Regions from separate parts of the Mus musculus genome. Here region 2 is linked to region 1. Evidence: chromatin loops called from intact Hi-C (ENCODE). Cell type or tissue: heart. All regions are shown on one strand. Each heading gives the region's core, and the rest is flanking DNA. Links, peaks and the distances in the headings are about the cores only. Region 1 has its middle 4.7 kb from the start of Gm34201. Region 2 holds the start of Gm52212 (a long non-coding RNA gene).

Region 1 (8,328 bases), core at 213-8,212:
CCACTGGGACTCCTGAATGACACACCCAGAACAACTGGTTCATGTGGGGAGGTGTCACTGAGCTAGACATCTGCCAAACTTCAGCGATTTATCCTCCTCTCTGGGAACCGCCTGGAGGCAAGTCTGTAGGACATTTTCTTGATTAATAATTGATGTGGAATGGCCCCGCTCACTATGGGCAGGGCCACTCCTGGGTACGCGGGTCTGGGTCATATAAGAAAGCAGGCCTGAAAGCTATGGTTTCTGCTTCAGTTCCTGCCTCAAGTCCCTATCCTGACATCCGTTCATGATGGAGTATAACCTGCAAGCTAAAATAAACCTTTTCCTTTTTTTTTTTTTTTTTTTTTTAAATATCCCTTCTCTCTCAGTCAGCGCAGCACCAGATCTGTACTTAGGGTTTTTTTTTTTTAAGATTTTATTTATTTATTATATGTAAGTACACTTTAGCTGTCTTCAGATCTCATTACGGGTGGTTGTGAGCCACCATGTCGTTGCTGGGATTTGAACTCAGGACCCTGGGAAGATCAGTCAGTGCTCTTAACCGCTGAGCCATCTCACCAGCCCAACCTTTTCTTTTTCAAGCAACATTTCATTATGGTGTTTATCATAGCAACAGAAACCAAAAATATACCTGTGTTATGGGCTTGCCATTTTGATGGATGTGTGGCCATCTCAGCTCATTTATGGATGCTGTGTCCCCGTCCCCCCGTTCCCCCCCCCGCTCCCCCCCCGCCCCCCTGTCGTCGTCCCCCCCCGCCCCCCTGTCGTCGTCGTCCCCCCCCCCCCCCCCCCCGCTCAGGTTAACGCTGGTTTGATTTAGCCGCACCTGCGGGAGGCAAGTGCTCTGCCAGTGAGCTACACCTCCCAACTTTGGTCCTGTCTTTATTGTCAGATTCTGGGATAGACCTCAGCTGTGGCTTTCTTTTGGCTTGTGTACTCCACGATTCCAGAATATGTGGCTTCACGGAGGACAGCTTTCCTCTCCTGCTCCCCTCTACTTGGACACCTCCTTCTCACCTGCTGGGTTCCAGGTTCAGAACAGCCTCCTCTGAGAAATTCCCCAGCCCAAGACCCTGCCCATAGAGGGCATCAGGCACATGGCCCTCTCGGCTGTGAAAGGTGGAAGGGATCAGCCTTCTTGTCATTCCCCCCAACCCCGACCGGTTTCTGGGGCATCAGCCACGTGACTCTAGGTTGCACCTTCCTGTCTCAGGATGAGTGTGGGGATCAATCCAGATGAGCATCCACTGCCTACGTGACTGACACTGGGTACCTAAAGGACAGAGGCACCTGCAGGCTTGCCTTAAAGGAATCCTTGCTTAGGAGCCATGGGGATGGGAGCTAGTCCAGATGGAGCGTCTCAGGAACTGGACCCCCAGTTTACTGTCTATGAAGTGGGTATAATAAACCCTATCAACTGCCTCACATGATACTTGTGAGTTGCTCAGCAGTGACTGGCCGCCAGTGCGTTGCGTGTGCGTGTGCGTGTGCGTGTGTGTACGGGGCACTGTGTATCCATGAGACTCCTGTCAGCTCATGCTCAGTCTGGATGTCTCTGCTCTGAGTCTTACTTTGCCAGTCCTCAGCCTTCTTCCATCCTCCCTTGGCCCCACTTGGCAGAGGGCTGGTTTGGCGTGGTCTGCTCTGAGGAGATCCCTGGGGGCCCTGAGCTCATTGCTTATGCTCCTAGCCAGGGAGGCTTGGTTGGGCTGTGAGCTGCAGGTCGAGAACAAGGCTGACTCTTCCCCTGTTAAGCTCTGCTGCTCCTGCCTGGCCACAGTTCACCAGACTTGGTGAATCTGCAGTGCCTGATTTGGCAGGCAGAGAGCAGAGAGTGAAGGTGGGCAGGACCTCTGTCCCCAGATAGGGCTCTGGATGACTTTCCAGGCTCTTAAAGATCCATTCATCTAGTTCATTCATCCATTGTCCATCCATCCATCTATCTGCCTGCCTGTCTATCATCCACTCATCCACCATCCATCCATCCATCCATCCATCCATCCATCCATCCATCTATCTGCCTGCCTGCCTGCCTGTCTATCATCTATTCATCCACCATCCATCCATCCATCCAACCTCTATACTGTCCCCATTACTTGTCTGATGGCTGATTCATGAGGCCACTATTTTGTGGTGAACACAAGGGTCGCCGATATGGTCACTGACTTTGTGAGCATTCATGGTGGAATAGGAGAGGCAGTCAGACAGAGACCAACCATCCTAATATCAGATAATGCATGCAGAAATGGGTATGACTGGCCTCTCTGACTTTCCATGGCAGCTGTGTGTGTGTGTATGTATATATATATATATATGTGTATATATATATATATATATACATATACATATATATATATATATATATATATATATATATATATATAGTGTGTGTGTGTGTGTGTGTGTATGTGTGTGTTGTTGTTTAATATTGTCAACCTGACTGGATCTAGAACCACCCCAGAGACAATCTTCTGATAGTGTTTGTGAGAGGGATTTTCTTTCTTTCTTTCTTTCTTTCTTTCTTTCTTTCTTTCTTTCTTTCTAAGGATTTATTTATTTATTATATGTAAGTACACTGTACTGTACTTACATATAATACATGGAATTACATATAATAAATAAATGTACTTACATATAATAAATATAAACAGCTACACTGTAGCTGTCTCAGACATCCCAGAAGAGGGCATCAGATCTCATTACAAGTGGTTGTGAGCCACCATGTGGTTGCTGGGATTTGAACTCAGGACCTTTGGAAGAGCACTCAGTGCTCTTAACCTCTGAGCCATCTCTCCAGCCCCCGTGAGAGGGATTTTCTAAGTTGTGTTAATTGAAGAGAGATGAGCCTAACTATGGGTGGCATATATAAAGGAGAGAGCAAGCCGAACACCAGCATTTGTCTCTCCCTGCTTCCTGTCTTGAGCTGCCTCAAGCTCCTGCCACCATGTCTTCCACACCACAATCAACTGTGCCCTCAAACTGTGGCCCAGATAACCCATCCCTTCCTTTAGTTGGCTCTGTCGAGATGTTTTTAAAACAGCGGTGAGAAAATTTACTGATGCGGCATCTGAGTAAGAATGAAGTAGGAGAGGCTCCGTGGCCTGCTGGGGAGGTGGGTGTCAGTCAGCTGAGGGCCTTTGAAAACCTGAACTGAAATCACACACCACAAAAAGCCATTCTTTTGGGGGTGGGGGGCTCAGTATGGGTTTTTAGTACATTTATACTAACTGTAGAACTTTTTTTTTTTTTTTTGGAGTTTTTGAGACAGGGCTTCATGTAGCCCAGGCTATCCTTGAACTCACTGTGTAGCCAAGGATGACCTTGAACCGCTAAGACGACAGACGTATGCCACACTCATCTTAGATGCTACTAGGGATGGATAGGGATGGACCCCAGAACTTCATGCATGCATGCATGCTAAGAGAGTGCTTTACCAACTTAGCCACATACATCTTTTCATGTCTCTAGATATCAGAGGTGAAGAGTAACCTCCTTACCCCACCCTAACCTGGCTATCACTAACATGAGTTTTGCTTCTATGGAGTTGCTCACTCTGGACATGTCTGCTCTCTGGGGTCTGCTCCACTTGCATCCTTCCCTACCCGGGTCCTACTCTCTCTCTCCAGGATTCCTTGATCTCTATTGATTCCCTACTATGGGGGGGGCATAACTTGGTGCCTCTGGGTCTCCCGTAGGCTGCCGTGCTCTTGGGTTGTGCTCTGCAGGATCTGCACGCTTGCTTTTGACACTGAGCCTCAGGCTTGAGCTCTGCAAATAGCTCGTGATTGATGATCAAGCCACCTTGTGCAAAAACACCAACAGCCCATCTCGCCAGGGAGGTCATGAAGACCCAGGGAGGGGAATGGAGGTGAGTTAGAGTGGGAAGGTGTTGGGGCTGGGATTTGAACCGGTGTCTGACTGTGTCGCTTGTGTTTGAGCTGTCCTCTTCCAGCCCTCTTCTCCTAACTGTCGGCAGGTTGGAGAGGTGGCCAGAGGTCCATTTCCAAAAGTCAGTGTGGAGCATTGCCGAGAGCAGAGTGTGGGCTCTGCCACCATGTCTCCTGTCTATCTGTGTCGGAGACGGGTATGCATAATGGAACTAGTAGCCATGTTTGTGAATTCTGACTGGAGATCAGGATTGAGATGAGCCAGCCTCCAGACTCCCATAAGCCATCTTCGCTTCAGTTCTCACCCGTAGATGACCGGGCTGGAGCTGATCAGGGTGTGGAAGGCTCTCAGGAGTCCTGGCTTTAGATCCCTTGCCCCCTCAAGAGCTCATTTCACTTCCTCTAAGTCTCCTCAGTCACAGAATGACTGACAATAACTAATTAGAGAACAGCATGGGGGCGGGGAGGATGGCTCAGTGGTGGGAAACTCCTGAGGACTTTAACCCTGCCTGATACCTGCCCCTTCCTACCTAGAGAGCCCTATCACAGCACTGTTCTCGGTTTAGGTGTGCGTTGCCTTCCTTCGATCCGCCACTAGAGGGCACCAGTGCCCTGCAGATGCAGGTTTTGACACATGGCCTGTCGATCCAGTTCTCCAACCTCACTGCTTGGCCCAGCACTTTCCAAGACTTCAGCACAGAAAGGGTGCTTGCTCCGAGGCAAAGTTGGGGCACCATACTCTTGACCACACTCTGTATGGTCACCATTTGGGAAACTTCCTGCTGGGCCTGGTCTAGGGTTAGGCTGGGATGAGGTTTGCTTAGGGCCAGCCACCCAGGCTGTGGAAGCAGATAGGGAAGCTATGGATAAAGAATAAATGTTGTATATAGACTGGGGGATTTTTTTTCCCAGCCGCAAAGCAGAACAGAGTTAGGCTGCTAGCAAGAAAACACACACAACTGGAGATGATTGTGCCAAACACAAGTCCACTTCAGAAAGAAAGGTTGTGTGTTTTCTCCCGTTCATGGATCCAGGATTTTATTATGTAGATGTATAAGTACATAGGTATGGACGATGAGAGATAGCTGGGGGCAAACAGGACCAGTGGGCAGGGCGAGAAGCAGCTCTTTAGCGGGGTATGGCAGGATAAATTGTACTGAGTATATTACATACTGAAGTGAAAACCTGTTTACGGATCCCAGTGTAATGAAAGGAAAAAACGAGACAAAAAAATCAAAACACCCCCAGACCTGCAGACACCTTGATTTGTGTTTCTCGTCCCCAGCGCTGGCTGTGAGGAAATTCATTTCTGCTTAAGAAAATAAATAAATCGGGCGTGGTGGTGCATGCCTTTAATCCCAGCACTCGGGAGGCAGAGGCAGGTGGATTTCTGAGTTTGAGGCCAGCTTGATCTACAAAGTGAGTTCCAGGACAGCCAGGGCTATATAGAGAAACCCTGTCTCGAGAAACCAAAACCAAAAACAACAACAGCCGGGCGTGGTGCCGCACGCCTTTGATCCCAGCACTCGGGAGGCAGAGACAGGGGGATTTCTGAGTTCGAGGCCATCCTGGTCTACAAAGTGAGTTCCAGGACAGCCAGGGCTACACAGAGAAACCCTGCCTCGAAAAAACCAAACCAAACCAAACCAAACCAAAACAAAACAAAAACAAAAAACAAACAACAACAACAACAACAACAAAATCCAACAACAACAACAAAAAAAAAAGAAAATAAATAAAACAACCAACCTGGGGCTGGAGAGATGGCTCAGCGGCTCAGTTCCCAGCACCCACGTAGTGGCTCACACCTATCTGTAACTCTAGTTCCAAGGGATATGATGCCCTCTTCTGAACTTCATGGGCACCAGGCACATCCGTGGTGCACAGACATTCATGGGGGCAAAACACTCGTACACATAAAATAAGAATAAACAAGTCTTTAAAACTGAGCATAATACAAAACTTAGTATGCTAGGCTCATGAACGTAGAGAGTGTCAGGTGACGTGCTTCTGAGTGCTGTGCTTGGGGACTGACTGAGTCTCCTCCCTACCCACAGGGCGTGTGCCCACCACTCTCCAATCCCTCCCAGATGGGGGACAGGTCTGCTCAGAGCAGATGAATAAACTGAAGCTCAGGCAGGGACGAGAACTCCCCAGGGAGCCTCCTGTCTTCACCTGGAATCTTCTGTCCTGATGGTTCATTTCTCTCTTGCTCCACGGAGCCTGGGTTGTGATCTCTGTTCTCAGGTCTCAGGCCCCTCATCCAGGCCCCAATCTAGCCCATTCAGTGTAGGGGAGACTCCGTGGGTGTCTACAGAGCTCCCGACACTGAGCATCCACAGATAATGGTTGAGAGCAACATTGTGACTGTGGAAGCACAGGCCTTTTCCATTTTGGGGGATCTGGTTCTAGCAGACCTCTTGCAGCTGCCTCCTATGCCTTGGGCTGGAAAAGGCTCTGGAGCTGGGCCAGCAGAGGTCGCCATCACCCTGCTTGAGAGTGCAAGCCTTGGACCAGACTTCAAGTTGCAGGCATTTCAAATCAGCACTGTGTTAGTATGGTTCCAATGGATTGGACCAAAGTGACTGTTTTGTCCCTGACCAAGATGTGTCCTCCAAACCTGTGTCCTGCTAGGACCTGTCCCTTCTTGAGGCCTCTGTTTCCCACAAACTCTACTGGAAATGGGTCTGGAGACTAGGGTACCAGCCCATTAGACTGAACCCTAGCTTGGAGAGAGATAGGAATATTGTCAGTCCAGGAGATGGTGTTCAAAGGATCAGGTAGCGAGACATTGTCCCTACCGCACCCTGAAGTGATCTCTGCTGCACCTCCTTGCCCTCCATCACCTGTTCTGTGCCCTGGGGGAATGTCAAAGCCTAGGTAAGTGTTAGGTCACCTGAGTTCTGCACAGAGGAATTCCAGGGGGGAGGGGAGAAGGATGCCATTAGAGCCTTAGGCTACCTTAGCAGATGACCACAAGCTAAAGGCTTTAACTACATGGACTTATTTATCCACTGAGTTGTGAAGGCCAGAAGTCTAGTCAAGATCCAAAGGCTCTGCCAGCTCCTGTAGGCTGGGGCATCCCTTGGCTTATGGGTACATGGCTCTGTATCTGCTCCCACTTTCCTGGGTCCATCTGATGTCTTCTCCTCTGCTTCATTTAAAAAAAAAAACACTATGTAGTGTATGTGTGTGGGTCTGTGTTTCTCTGTGTGTGTCTGTGTATGTGTGCATATTTATGTATGTTTGTCTGTCTCTCTGACTCTCTGTCTCTCTGTTTCTCTCTGTCTCTGTGCCTCTTTCTCTGTTTCTCTCTGTCTCTGTCTCTCCCTGTCCCTCTGTCACTCTGTTTCTCTGTCTCTCTGTGTGTGTGTCTGTGTATGCATCTGTCTCTCTGTATCTGTCTGTCTGTCTCTCTATTTCTCTCTCTGTGAATGCATGTGTGTGTCTGTCTCTCTGTCTCTGTCTCTCTGTCTTTGTGTGTCTCAATTTCTCTGTCTCTCTGTCTCTGTTTGTCTCTGCCTTTCTGTCTGTTTCTTTCCCTCTCTGTGAGTGTGTGTGTGTGTGTGTGTGTGTGTGTAGGTCAGAGAACAACTCTCAGAAGGGAATCCTTTCTTTCCACCAAGTGTGTCACGGGGATCAAAGTTGAGCCATTCGCCATGGCTGTGTTCACCTTTACCCGCTGAGCCATCTCCCTGGCCCCCTCTGTCTTTTTCAAAGACACGGACCCCAAGATCAAGGGCCCACTTCACAGTGCAGGATGCTGAGACCAGGTCTTCAAGTTAAGGCCACATCTATCAGAGTTAAGAGTTGAATATTCAGCCCACCATGTTCCCAGGCCAGTCAGAGCAGAGCTGGCTGGAATCCAGGAACTGTCTCCCAGGGCCCATCCCTGCTTGCCGCAGGACCCTGTGTAGCATGAGGTGTGGCTCTTGCTCCACAGTGTCTATGTCTTCCATTTGTATCTATCACCCTGGCAGCAGTTACAGGTGTCTGTGTGTACGTTGGTCAGTCCTTCAGAGCCCCCTGCCCCTCGGAGCCTACCCAGGGGTCTCTATACCCTTTGAAACTCAGCTCTGGCTTAGAGCTGCATAGAAGGCTATTCAGGGACCCCTCCCAAATTTGGGAGCTACACCCTAGTTGCCCCCAAGACTCTGCTCACATAATATCTCCTTCTGGAGACCACCAGCATCCCTCGGGTGGCTCATTCTGCTGTGTGTTAGACTGGTTGTCCCTTGGCGGGGGTCTGATTCCTGGGCCCAACATGGCCCAGCAGTGGGTAGAGCCTGTGCCATATGAGTAGGGCAGGTGATGTGGAGGTTTGAAGGCTATGCCTACTGGGCAGTCTTCTTACTTTGAAGACTTTGAACTTGGGTTCTGAGTCTGGTGTCTGCCCTCTATGTGTACTTAAAACCCTATCCTGGGGTAGTCCCTTCAGTGC
Region 2 (8,270 bases), core at 271-8,270, 420 kb after region 1:
ATCAGCAAGCATCAAGGAAAGCAAATGACTGTGTTCGGTGCCAATAGAAATGTGAGCTTTCAAGAGAAATTGGGTTGGGGCATTTATATCTGTCACACTGGCAGTCTCCCAGTCTCCAAGGAGCTTTATGACACAATCGACGATGGTATTAATGTCATCTTTTTATTCTGGGTAATTGTGACATGTCAGCATTGAAAGACTGGGATCACTTAAGAACCCCCATGCCCCAGTGACCACTGCGATGGTGCAGGACGGAGCCTGGGAGACCAGAGCCTCAAAGGGCTTTCCACGGAGATCAGAAATGAGGCAAGCTCGAGACAGAAAGCTAAGAGTGAAGGCTGGCAGCTCCTGAGTGGCTTTGGACCATACACTGGGGGATGGGCACCACCACCACAACACAGGCTCTTCCCTCAGTATCAAGGTAAGGTTCCGGACAAACAGCCTTGCTCAGGACGCCAGCACACTCCAAGCAAGGAATCTGGTGTCCTTGTAGAACAGGCAGGCTGGCTACCAGACTGCTCCCTTACAGAGTGGAGCAAAGGTTAATTAAACACATCTCAAACTCTGTCTCTGCCTAGATCTTTCTGCATGCTGAGGGGAAATGAAGCATTAAGCTGCAAAGAATCTGGGCCAAGGCCGACTCAGGAGTTGCCTGCCCTCCTCAGCTTTCTACCCAAGCTCCCTAAAGCCTTCTCAGACTCCCAGGCAACTGGTTCTGGTCTGTCCACCACAACCCTCTGGAAAGGGACAGAATTCACCCCTTCACCCTGACCTTCCACCTTGCCCCACCTCCTTCACCCAAGAGCAGCCTACAGGGAAGCCTGAAAAATCAAACAGGTCGGGCCACGCTGGAGACAGCGGCTTTCATTAATGAGCCCAAGGCAGCACCGGGGGCAGCCCAGTCTTGATTAAAACCAGACTTTCACAAGTGCCTTCCCTGGGTTCTCAAAGGTCATGGAGTCTGCAAATCTGTGTCAGTTTCTGCAGCTCCCAATCCCCATTCTGAACACCAGGTCCTTAGTGGGTTCCAATCATCAATGAGTAACTGCAGACTGACATTTCCAACCATTGAAAGGAGTAATTTATTCTCAGCAAACACCAGTTTCCATTGAAGGTAGTAAGGGAGCAAGGGACAGGTGTGTGTGTGTGTGTGTGTGTGTGTGTGTGTGTGTGTGTGTAGGCTGTTCCCCAAGCCCCAAAGTTATTCAGTAAACAAAAGGTCCCAGGGAGGACAGGAGCTGGTCTGCATGAGACCATGGGGGTGGGGGGAGTCAGCAGACACCATGGAGCAGAGGTCCCAGGCACATCCTGTTTTCAAAGACTTCAGAGGAGGATTAACTCTAAAATACATTTATTATTTTTTGTTTGTTTGTTCTGTTTCTGTGTGTAGCCCTGGCTGTCCTGGAACTGGCTCTGTAGACCAGGCTGGGCTCTGTCTCTTGAGTATCACCTCCACTGCCCAGCTTATGTCAGTTTTTTAAAGCTAAGAATATCCCCCAAGGGGCTTCAGTAGTTAAGCACACTGGCTGCTTTGGCAGAGGACCTGGGTTCACGTCCCAGCATCCACAGGGTGGCCCACAACAATTTTTAACTCCAATTCTGGGGAATCCAATACCCTCTTTCTGACCTCCACAGGCACAGGGTACCCATGTGGTATACATATATACACAAGGCAAAAATACCCATATACATAAATAAATAAATCTTATAGTAAACAGAAAATTATCCCCTAAGTACCACTTACAGAGACCTCCATCAGAATAGACAGACTCCCATGTCCCAATGCTGGCTAGCTAACATCCCCTTAGGCGCCACCTCCCAGCTCTCAGCCTGGCAGAGGGACAGCACTCAGGAGTGGCTAGGGATGTGCCTCAGTTGTTGAGTGCTCACCCATCAGGCACGGAGCTCTGGGCTCCATCCCCAGCATTGTGTAAATCCAACATGGTGGTACATGCCTGGAATGCCAGCACTTGGGAGGGGAAGGCAGGAGGATTGGATCAAGGTCACCCTTGGCTACAAAGTAAAACCCACAACAACTGTGTCTATCCTAAACACATCCAGACTTAACTTTATCCTGAGACAATTCAGTACAACATCTTTAGTAAGTTTTCTGAGATGGAGTCTTCCATAGCTCAAGTTGTACTTGAACTCAAGGTAATCCTCCTGCTTCAGGTTCCTTAGTGTTGGGATCACAGATATGAACCGCCCCTCTGGCCCAAGCCTCCACACTGTAAGCTGGAGGTAACACAGGCCTGAGGCAGCCGTGTGCACATGCCCGGCATCACTCTGATGTGGTGTGCACACGGGTGACCCCAGCACATGAGGAGCTGAGGACCCCTGAGAGTTCAAGGCCAGCCTGGGTAAGACCTTTGCCTCCTGCCTGCAAAGCAATCCTGAAACATGGTATCTGACAGCCCTGCGTATCTGCGGATACCAGCATCCAAGCAGGGGACAGGAGTGGCTTCCAACAGACCCCCCTTTAAAGACCGAGGAATCACAACCACACAGCTGGAGCAAGAAAGGAGCAGGGCGCAGGCAGAGCTGGGTGTGCTCACCAGCTAGCCTTGAAATGCAGCTATCGGGTCCATCTGGGACCTCATGTTACAAGACTGTCCTTAAAAGAGCAGAGGCAGAAGTCTGGCCTGCCAGCTCCGAAGAGAGAGCACAGAGGTCTTTAGCAGTCAGTCTTGCCCAGCAGCACCTGAGCCTATGGCCCACTGGACATCGCAGGTTCCTGTAAGACGATAGCTGTGCAGCCTGAGTCACAAGCATGACAGGCAGGAGCAGCCATGGCTATCAGCAGACAGCGCACTTCCCGTCTGCCTCGGAATCCTAGCATCATACCAGCACTGGCAGGTCCTGCTGCACTGAGGTGGTAACCTGTGACATGACAAGGTCAGTGTCCTTCAGGGCCACCCCACAGCTCAGCCCTACTTCTGGTAAGTGGGGTCCCAACAGTAGACTCTAGGAGTCTACAAGGAAAAGGCTCTGAGAAGTCACCTGAAAGCCCTTAGGCCCAGGACAGCACAGGTCAGACTGTCACATGTCCTCAGGAAAAGCATGTGTCCATAAAGACGCATGGCCTGAAAAACAGACCACATCCAGGACACCGCTGAGCGTTTAAAATTTATTGACGTGATTTCCCATAAGGATTCCGGCCCAGAAGCACTCAACCGTGTCACCTCCAAATAGGCTTGGAGCCTGGGAGATGCCTGTTTCTCATCCAAGCTGCCCCTGGGACTCAAGTTACAGGAACCGAATCCCAGCTCCAAACTGGACACCATCACAAATCCTAAAAAGAAAGAGAGAGGTCAACAGGACGCTCCTTACACCATCGAGAGGCTCTGTACGCACCCCTACCCTGCCCCTGCCCCCCCCCCCCCAGTTCCCTAGGCTAATAGGAATTAGCCCCTGGAGAAAGGAGAAAAGACAGGAATAGAGCCCAAGACCCTCTGTTGCTCCATCCCACCCAAAGGTGCACTGTCCTGTTGTCAGGACAGCAAGTAGAGCCTGGGCCTCACAATGACCAAGCAACCCAGCCTCAGAGAGGCCAGCCACCAGCCAGCCCTTTTCTTGACCCAGGATGACATACATAAAGGGTCACCTCAGGTGTGCTCTCTGGAGAGCTTAGCTCAACCATGTCCTGTGTGGGCCTTCTCAGGACTGGCTGCAGGCACCAAACACCCAGTTCTGAGTGCTGTGCCATACTGGAATGTCAAGGCACAGGTAAATGGAAGCAGTCACTCTGCCCTGGGGAGGAGCCTCCTGCTTGGAGGGAAGCTGAATCTCTGGAGGCTGAAGACCCAAGCCAAGCTGCACAGTGCACCTGTGCCCTCAGCCCCGGCCTACATAAGAGGGACCACGGCTGCCTCAGAGAAGTAAGCTTTGAGATAAGCAAGTCAAAGATGCCTGTGCTATGACACACACCACAGAGCAATGCCCATGAGTATTCGAGGTGGCATCCAGAGTTACAGGGCCAGGACCCATCAGTGCTCTGCAGACCCCGTTGGCCTCCTCAGCCTCTACCTCTAGGCCAGGTGTAGGCTGCCTTCCTGCTGCATGGTGCCAGTGCTCACCCTTATACCAGGCCTAGCAGGGGTCATCCGAGAAGTCCACTGATACCCTCTCTTAACCCCCAAACACTCCACCCTGGATGGTGTGCTAGGTGTGGGCAAACAGCACTCGTGGGCCCCAAATAGAGCCCTTGACAGGCACAGAGAGGAAGACATTAACAAGGCTGAAGGGAGGGGGAGGGGGAGGAGAATAGAAAGAGGCGCACTTGTGAGAAGCCATTCCCTTAAGGCTTCAGCAACCCCACATTCTCTGTCCACCCATACTATACCCCTCCCCCAGGACAGCTGTACCCACATACAGGATGCCCTCCCCAGCTGCAATGATGGTGTCCTGTCCCTCCTGAAGCTCAAGGAACAGCTGGAGCGGGGCTGACTCACTGCTGAGTCTCCAGGGACCTGGTCTGAGGAGTCACGCTGTGACAGAACTCAGGTCCCAGAGAAGACTGTGCCAGAAATCATTCAGGACACAAGTCAGAACACTTCAAACTGTCACCCTTTGCAAAGGCCACAATTGCCAGTTTCAGAGCACCTGGCTTAACTCTGGGGGTGGGGCTACAGACAACTGTCCACCTGCCAACTGCCTAATTTTAGAAACATGATAAAATTGAGGTCATTTCCCTCAAATGTTTTCAAATTCCACTCTTGCCAACAAAGCTGCAAGGCAAACCACACTAGGGAAGGTATCTCTATGTTCAAGGCTGACCCTGGACAGCCTTCACTACCCACAGCCAACACCTGCCTGCCACCATCACAATGGCAAACAGCTGCCAGGCAAACCCGGGCCAGGGTCTTCCCCACTTCAGCACAGCAGACTTCTTCTTCCTGAAGGGTATGTTCTCAATTTATCTTTGAAACATGCTTCTTGGATTTAACTCATTGCAGCTGAGGGGTCCTGAGCTGTAAAGAACACTCGCTAAAGGGCCAATTAGCAAGAAGCTCAAGAGCGAAGGAACTGCTTGGTGCACACTGCCACCCTGTGGCTGCTGTCAGTATTACAGCAGCATGGGCCACAAGAGGTGAGCTGCTCAGAGAGCTGCTGCAGCTGTGGTTGGCACTGGAGCCCACCACACCCCTGTGACCTGGCCCCAACACAGTATGTGAAGGCAGCTGGCCACAGCTCCGCTTCAGCTCCACCTACATGGTAGGCTGCACAGAGCTAACCCAGGCTGAGAAGGCACCTGCTGCGCACCAGGGCCCAGCCCTCCTCTCCTCACTGCACTGTGCAATCAGCAACTGTGGCAGGTCAGACTGTAGGCAGCAGGCGTGGTGGACAGAAGACACTGAGAGACAAGAACAGTGGGCCAGTACAACACAGCAGTATGGGAGTGACAGACACCATAGTCAGACCACACAAAAGCAGAGCGGGAGGGCCGCTCGGACATGCAACATTTCCCCTGAAAGCTCAGAGCTGTCTGTCAAAGCCTTCTAGTCTCTGCACAGGAAAACAGAGCCAGAGTAGCTATGTAACCTATTCCAGGCCCTACCACAAGGCAAGGTGGCATCTGGCCTTGTGGCCCGTGGGAATTGATCTGTCTGGGATAAAGGCACAAGAGAGGGGCCCATGAGAGGCCAGGTGCTTGCATTGGCTCCCCGTGAGGCTGCCTGCCTGTCAGCAGGTGGCCCGTCCCATGGAAGCCAGGTACAGTGTCCTAGCAACTGCCTCCCACCATCATGTCTGGACCTCTGACTTTCCGAGCTTTGTTACTAAAGCTCCCTGCTCATAACAATCCCTCTGGGCCTCCAGACAATGCCTACAAGGTAATGTAAGGCTCTCTCTATAACCCTGAATGGCCCTTGGTCTAACCCACCCAAGGAACACAGACATGGCTCCATGTCCATGGGTGGAGTCCTCCAGCCCAGAGCAAAGCTGTGGGCAGCCCCAGGCCAGGGTTGGCACAGGGAAGCTCTCTCCTGCTTTACACATCCAGCAAGCAGGGTCAACACTTCCCCTGGCTAGCCCCTGAGGCAGAGCAGCAGTGCTCCAGGGAAGGGGTGGGTCTTCCCTTCCCCCTCCAACTAAGAGCAGCTCAGCAGCGGACCGCATGCTCTCATTCTTTAGTTGACTCCATTCTCTCTTTAAGTTCAGACCTATACTGAAGTGGCCATCTCGGAACCACTTGCAACAGAAGCTCCGATGAGCTGCAGAGCTGACAGTGGCCCACACACCTGTCGCCCCCCTGCACGCCCATAGGAATGCAGTAGTTCAGCTCCAGCCGAGCGATGTTGCCAAGTCGGAGGACGACGCCTGCTCCATAGGACCAGCGGATGCACTCAGCTAGCTTCCGGATATGGGCTTTGGGGCCCTCACCTGAAACAGTGAAGGTGGTGAGCAGAGGTGTGGCCCTCCCTGACAGGGCCCCTTACAGCTGGATCTAGCTGGTGGAGACAGGTATGGGGCTGGCATCATGGGCACCCGACTCTTCCACAGCCAGCTGAAGGTTTCGACTCTCTGGGCCTGGCTACCCTGCCCCTTGGCCTAGAAAGGCTCTTCTAGCAGAGCAGCGGGGCCCATGCCACACCTCAGAGAGGGCCCAGGGCTCCCAACTGCTCAGTGCCCTGTGAGCATCCTCTGGACAGAGCTGTGCTGAGCTCTGGGCCCCGGAAGCACTTGAAGCTTGTTTCTAGAGTAAGCCGCAGCCTCCCCTTTACATAACGGCATTGTAAGGGATGGCACCGTTCTGAATCGGAAGGATGCGTGGCCGGGGCTGACTCACCATAGTTGAGGTTGCACAGGTTGCCCGCATTGAGGAAAAAGTGAGTTCTGAAAAGCTCTCCGAAGCCACCCTGGCCTGGCCGGAAGGGCAGTGGGGTGTAGAGGTGCAGGCCCCCAGCCCAGTAGGCCTCGCCGCCCAGGTAATCTCCTAAGGAAGGGAACAGAACCTGCTGACTCAGCCCTTAAGGCTCCTGCTTCCAGTTCTGCTCCACAAACTGCGAGGGCAAGGCCAGCCTCTCTCCTTTACAGGATCCTTCCATGATGCAGCTGAGGAGCCGGGGTACCCCAAAGGAATGAGGCTGCTGCCTGCACTGTCTGCAGGGCCAGGAGGGAAGGAGCGACCTGCTCCTCCTCCTCCAGTGGCCACACTGAGCCTCCGTGACCACCATGGAGATGGTGTCTGAGCCTAGCCTGCTGGGGCTGCCGGAGCCCAGGCTTTCCCCCAAACCCCTGGTTTCAATGGTGAAGACCAGGCCTGGAGAAAAGTTCCTTTGGAGTCAGTCACTGGCTCGAGTGACCCAGGAGAGGAAAAGTGCTGGGGTGACTTTCTTATCTGAGCCCTGCAGCCTGCAGCTACTCAAACTCAGGAAGGAAGTATCTGGCCTCTGCAGGCCCTGAAGCCAGAGCCTCGGTAGTGCTCCTCATCAGGTGCCTCGGCCTTGCTCCTCCGCCCTTTCTGTTGCTACTTTGGTGCTCTTCTGAGCTGCCCCATGTTCCTTGCCCCTGGGGCTCCTGCTGACATGGCAGGAAAGCTTCAGTTCTCTTAATCCTATGTTGGTCGCCAGTGGGGAAGGGATGTAAGAAAATAGAGAAGCAAGGGTTTCTGGGAGACTGTTAAACAGCATAGCATGTGTGAATGTGGGCAGTACTAGAGGGCTGTGAGGCCTTGTGGAACCCAGGGGAAGCCAGCTGAGCTGCCATCAATCTACCAATGTATTCCAAATGCACATAGTTGTCACGTGTCACTTTGGAAATGTGTATGAGAGCTGGAGAGATGAATCCTGCTAAAGCTAGGCTTAAGGCCAAAAAAAAAAAAAAATGTATATGACAGCCAGGCCATGGAGGCCTACACCTTTCATCCCAGCACTCGGGAAGCAGAGGAAGGCTAACTATGAGTTTGAGGCCAGCCTGGTCTACATACTGAGCTCCAGGACAGCCAGAGCTAAAATATAAAACAAAAATAAAACCAAAACCAAACATATACTTGTCAGCATGTATGTCTCTGTGCACCACATGAGTGCAGTGCCTGCCTGCAGAGACCAGAGAAAGGCAATCAGACCCCAGAACTGGAGCTACTGATGGTTGTGAGCTGCCAGGTGGGTGCTAGACACCCGGGTCATCTGGAACAGTCAGTGCTCTTAACCGCTGAGCTGTCTCTCCAGCCCCTCACTTGTCATTTTGCATCTAAAACAAAACAAGACCAAGTTTAATCTATTTCTACCATTAACACTTCCTACCGAGTGCAACTGAGTAGCAAAGCTGCA

The links. Hi-C counts contacts between places; a loop is a spot of excess contacts. Peaks named below come from ENCODE experiments on the same cell type or tissue, not always from the same donor. Only the 100,000 strongest peaks of a DNase experiment are listed, where the experiment ranks them.
Region 2: it touches region 1 in a loop (5-fold over the local background); 12 of 42 quality-filtered maps call a loop at or near these places.

The regions. Positions count from the first base shown.
Region 1 is chr15:84,627,928-84,636,255 of GRCm38, reverse strand. No RefSeq gene overlaps it. Among named protein-coding and RNA genes, the nearest start is that of Gm34201, 4.7 kb to the right of the region's middle. In heart, for the core only: CTCF peaks have their summits at 4,477 (motif pointing right) and 6,352 (motif pointing right); DNase peaks (open chromatin) are centred at 1,645 and 4,475; H3K27me3 peaks cover 2,393 bases.
Region 2 is chr15:84,209,148-84,217,417 of GRCm38, reverse strand. It overlaps Samm50 (SAMM50 sorting and assembly machinery component), which reads right to left. Exons shown (of 15, transcript NM_178614.5): 13 at 6,788-6,934; 14 at 6,240-6,381; 15 at 1,335-3,292. The coding sequence ends at 3,247. It overlaps Gm52212 (a long non-coding RNA gene), which reads left to right and starts at 148. Exons shown (of 2, transcript XR_003951633.1): 1 at 148-421; 2 at 579-931. In heart, for the core only: no CTCF peak of the experiment used is centred there; DNase peaks (open chromatin) are centred at 4,087, 4,457, 5,057, 7,367 and 3 weaker places; H3K27ac peaks cover 4,810 bases.